2 separate regions of the Homo sapiens genome follow, and region 2 is linked to region 1. Evidence: chromatin loops called from intact Hi-C (ENCODE). Cell type or tissue: B cell. All regions are shown on one strand.

Evidence for each region. Hi-C counts contacts between places; a loop is a spot of excess contacts. Peaks named below come from ENCODE experiments on the same cell type or tissue, not always from the same donor. Only the 100,000 strongest peaks of a DNase experiment are listed, where the experiment ranks them.
Region 2: it touches region 1 in a loop (14-fold over the local background); 11 of 110 quality-filtered maps call a loop at or near these places.

The regions. Positions count from the first base shown.
Region 1 is chr9:136,266,309-136,268,808 of GRCh38, forward strand. CCDC187 (coiled-coil domain containing 187) reads right to left here. Exons shown (of 26, transcript NM_001378188.1): 15 at 1,741-1,817; 16 at 1,076-1,203. Among named protein-coding and RNA genes, the nearest start is that of QSOX2, 22 kb to the left of the region's middle. RefSeq lists silencers at 929-1,088, 1,153-1,528 and an enhancer at 1,329-1,398. In B cell, a CTCF peak has its summit at 1,165; a DNase peak (open chromatin) is centred at 1,093; H3K4me3 peaks cover 1,159 bases; H3K27ac peaks cover 442 bases.
Region 2 is chr9:136,169,492-136,171,991 of GRCh38, forward strand. No RefSeq gene overlaps it. Among named protein-coding and RNA genes, the nearest start is that of LHX3, 34 kb to the right of the region's middle. RefSeq lists enhancers at 1-255, 256-906. In B cell, CTCF peaks have their summits at 957 (motif pointing right) and 1,160; a DNase peak (open chromatin) is centred at 970; H3K27me3 peaks cover 1,964 bases.

The sequences.
Region 1 (2,500 bases):
CCCCTGCCACCCTGAAGGCCCAGCCCAGGCCAGTGGGTCCTCTGGGGAGGGAGGTGGGGGTCACCCACATCCACCCCCCACCCATCATGGAATAAACACCCTCAGTCTGGCCCGCTCAGACACCGGGTGAGGATGTTAACTGGAATCACCTTTCTGGAGACCAATGTGGCAGTATCAAGCGGCTTCCAGATGCATTCTCACTGACCCGGTCATTCCATTTCTAAGGTTTTACCTTAAGGAAATGATCTCTCTATCTTCATTAATAATGGCAAAACGTTGGAGACAACCTAGAGGCCCGGAGATCCGGGACAAGCGAAGGGAGTTACAGCCCTGTCTCTACGCCGGTGCGCCCTGTGTGTTATAGCGGTTATGTAGCTACACAGAAAGGTTTTCCTGACATATAAATTGAAAACGCAAGTTACAAAACAGCACGTACTGCCCATTTGCAAGTTGAAATAGCCATGTGTGTTTCTCCCCAAAACAGAGTATCCGCACTGGGCGTGGTGGCTCTCGCCTGTAATCCCAGCACTTTGAGAGGCCGTGGCTGGCGGATCAACTGAGGTAGGGAGTTCGAGACCAGCCTGACCAACATGGAGAAACCCCATCTCTACTAAAAATACAAAATTAGCTGGGCGTGGTGGCGCACACCTGTAGTCCCAGCTACTCGGGAGACTGAGGCAGGAGAATCCCTTGAACCTGGGAGGCGGAGGTTGCAGTGAGCCTAGATCGCGCCACGCGCCTCTACACTCCAGCCTGAGCAACAAGAGCGAAACTCTGTCTCAAAACAAAACAAAACAAAACAAAAAAACAAAGTATGCACAAAGATGATCTCAGAGGTCACCTTTGGAACGATGGGGGTATTTTTTTATTTGTGTATTGAGTACTTTACTGCCTTATGTAAGTTTCAGCAAACACCTATTACTGTTTGGACCAGTACCTCTTGTTTCTCAAAACGCTGTCGGGGCCACGGGCGGGACCCGGACGGGGCAGGGAGGGGGCGGGGCTACAGCAGGGCGGGGCTACAGCAGGGCGGGGCTACGGCGGGGCGGGGCCGGCGCCAGGCGCATGCGCTCACCCTCGTCGATGCTCCAGCCAGGCCAGCTCCGCGAGCGTTTTCTCCTGGAGCGCCATCTCTCGCAGGCGCAGCAGCGCGGCCTGGTGCTGTGCTCGCAGCTCCTCCTCCCGCAGGCTCCGCTCCAGCATCTGCAGCTTGAAGCGGCCCAAGGCCCCTAAAGCTCTGGGTTCGGTGCTTCCGGGCCTCGCGGGGCTCCAGTAGGGTGGGCCGCGTCACCGCCTAGCTTCTAGACCGCTCCCAGCACAGGCCACCGCCTCCGAGAAGCCCTCTCGGACTGCCCGCCCCTCCCATCCCCCTATGCCGCCCTCGCTTCCCCGACTGTGAGCTGGCGGGGCAGGCAGGATCTTTAGCATCTCGGCCTCACCACCAGCCCTGATCCAGGAAGCCCAGGCCACCTGCCCTAAAATATACAACCTGGGCGGGGGCTAACCCTGCCCAAAGCACCATGTTGAAATGCCTGCCCCCCTCTGTCACCCAGGGCGGGAGGAACGGGCTTGGGTAGCTGTCAGCTGGAAGAGCGGGTGACGCGATCGCCGGAAGAACCTCCCAACCCAGGACCTGCCTTGGCCCTTCTTAGTGGAAGGACAGTTGGGTCCGGGGCCCACTACCAGGGCCGTGCTGGGTCCTGAAATTGTGCCTCTCCCCCAGGGGACCTCTCCACGTACCTGGTGGGTGGGGTTGTCCGGAGGGAAGAACTTGGCCAGGGGAAGCTGGGAGAGGGCTCCGTCAGGGCCCTCCACCTCTGAGGAAGGAAGCGCCATGGTTGGGTCATGTAGGGGGTCTGAGTGCCCCGTGTCAGGGGCCATTTCTACCGGAGGGCCTCATAAAAGTAGGAGGTCTAGGGCAGTTTAGTGTCCCCATCCCATCCCGGACACACAGGGCTTCACGCAGAATCCACAAGACCACGCGGGAAGGGACAGGCAGTCTCTTGATGTGAAGTTGTGGTTTGTGACCCTACTGATCATGGGAAAGACCAGACCAAAAGTAGAGGAAGCTCAGGGAGACAGCCCAGCTGCTCTGCGTCTACAGGCTTCTAAAGGAGGGGAGAGTGAGGCCCAGAGAGGGAGAAGGGCTGTCGGGGTCTAGCACCAAGGAGCTGGCAGGTGACAGCAGATCCCAGATCCCCAGCTGAAGTAGCTGACCTGCTGCCGACCTCTGCTGGCCATGCTTCTGTTCTGAGTGATGGAAAAAGGAGCCTGTACTTCAAGCGATCCTTAAGGACGTTCCCTCCCACCAAAGACAGAGCAAAAGGGACTGGATTTTGGCTTTGCCATCCCATCTGCAACAACTGAAAAAATCACGTAAATACACACACACATGTGTGTTTATATAGAGATATGTGTGTGTATACATATATATATATTTTTTCACACACACATATGAAATAACAGTTTTCCAGGCACTGGACTTGAGGCAACATAGCAC
Region 2 (2,500 bases), 97 kb before region 1:
AGCTGGTGGAGCCCCTGCATGAGGGGCCTGGGGGGCTGTCTGCAGGAGGGCATCAAAGTGACAAGCTGCAGGCTCCACTGCAAAGAAATTCTGGAAATCTGGGCATTTCTGGGCCGTTTTCCCCGCATGTGCAGGGACTCTTGCGGAAGTTATGGAGGAGTGCTCTGTCCTCGGGGGAGCATCCCAGCCCTGCTGTCTGGGCACTGACACCCTAGATGGGGCCTCACTGGACTTTGACCTCACAGAGGGGGAGGCCCTGAAGCTCGGCCCAGTGCATTTAAGGTGCCTTGCAGGCTCACAGCCTTGTGCCAGGTTGGGAGAGGAGGGGACAAACAATAGTGAAAGAGAAGAGAGGTCAGGGTGCCCAGTGTGCACAGCCAGGCAGAGGGGGCTCTCCCGAAAGGTCAAACAGAGAGGGGAGGCTGAGGACGGGGAGAGGACCAGATTCCTCCACCTTGCTTCCCCCAGCCCCTGCCACGGCGTCAGAGCAATGGCCCTTCATAGAGAGACCTCAGAGTGCCCCCACCCCTGTCACTGGGAGAAGGGCTGGGTGAGACGGGGAGGACAGGGCCATGGGGCCTGATGGAGAGGGAAGGGGCTTTCAGGGATCCGGCACTGTGGCCAGAGCATTGAAAGGTTCCAAGGGCGCTGTGCCCCTTCCACCCGCCCTCCCTCCTGGGCAAGCCCGGGCCCCCGGGTGGGCGCCTCGGCTGTTTGGGATGATGGATCGTGGCGTCTGCCCTGATGCAGCAGATGTGGGCTGCACTTGGCCTCAATCGCTCCCCAGGGGCCCCGATCGATGGCGGCCTGTGCGCGGCCCCAGCAGCCTGTGATGAATGGCTGGAGATTGATTTTCACTTAATTGACAATTTGGTGAACCTGTTTGCAAAATCCCAGGTTGGGCCCAGACAGTCTCGAGGTTATAGTTGGTCGAGTTGATGCTGCTTGGGCCAGAGTGGCAGCCAGGGGGCAGTAGAGGCCGCCCAGCGATGGGGGACCCGGCTGTGCCCGGGCTGAGCTCCCCTCTGTAGACCCAGCAGGGGCAGGGGTGCCAACCCAGATCGGGAACCCCCAGAGAGGTGGGCCCCAGCACTGGTGGTCACTAGGGCAGGTTGGCATCCCGGGCAGGGGTTTGATCCTGGCTGGGCCCCCCTGCTGTGTCACCAGGGCACTGCCTCTGACCCTCCCTGACCCTCCGTTTCCTCTTCTGTGAAGTGGAGCCCACCTGGCGCAGCCCAGTCCCCCCATCGCTGGGGGCCTGTGCTGCCCCCTGGCTGGCACCTGGGCTCAGGCATACCCTACAGCCCCATCTCATTGCAGAGGCTGCCCGCCCACCCTCTGGTCAGCCACAGAGGACCCCACACTGGCCCCAGGGCAGCTCCCCTCCCACCTGGTGGCCCCATGCTGACATGGCCCTGGGACCCCTGCAGATCCTGTGGATGCCCCTTTCTGCCCCATCCATCTTCCCCACGGGCCTGGGTGACACAGCCAATCAGATGAGGTCACTCCCTGCCTAGCCCCTTCTACTTAGGTCCCCACCGAGCCTCAGACCCTGTCCTCTCCCGCCAGCTCCCACCCATCCCCCTGTGTTCTGGGCGCCTCTGTCTCCTCCATGTGGCAGCCTCCTTCCCACTCCTGGGCACGACGGCTCCTGCCAGCCTCAGGGCCTTAGCACTTGCTGTGTTCTGTGGCTGCAAGGCCTCTTCAGTGACCCACACAGGGGTGGTTCCAGTGAGGCATCAAAGCTTCCGTTTAAATGTCCCCCACCCAGGGGAGGCCCTCCCTGGCCCACGTCTCTGCCCCAGACAGGCCCTCTCTCGTCTCTTCCCACCTCCTTTTCTTCAGAGCCCTCATAACCAGGTCAAAGTCTCTTCCTGGTATGTGGCTTGTTTGCCCGCCTGTCTGCTGGTCTGTCAGCCCTGTAACCCAGGGGCACTGCCTGTGTGGTCACCTGGCTCTCCTGGCCATGGCCAACCCAGCCCTGTGTCTGCTCAGCCGGCACCCAGGAAGCGCTCTCAGCACCTGGGCCAAGCCCTGCAGATGCTGTTCCCAGGGTGACATGGAAACACCCTGGAGCTCACCTTGCCACCTGCCCCTGAACTCATTAGCAGGGCCAGACTTGGGAACTGTAATAGGACCCTCGGGTAATCCCCTCCGGGGGCCGCCCCAGACAAAAGCCCAAATTAAGTCAGCAGAATCGCAGGGGAGAGGCCAAGGGGCTGGAATTTACCCACTAAGAGCAAACAAAGAATCTCCCGTCTCAGAGGCAGAGGCTGCTTGAGGTCTAATTTCCATTCCATGCAATTTGACACCACCCAGGAGCCCCTTGGACTGGCCTGCCTCCCTGGTCAACGAGAAAGCTCCCAGCCCATGGATTGGCACCCAAGGTTCTTGGCAGAGCCTCACCATGGCTGCAACAGGGCCCATGGGCCCCACCCCTGCCCTGGGACAGAGCCACAGCTGGGCAGAGGGTGGTCCCTTCCCGTTGTGAGGGGTGCTC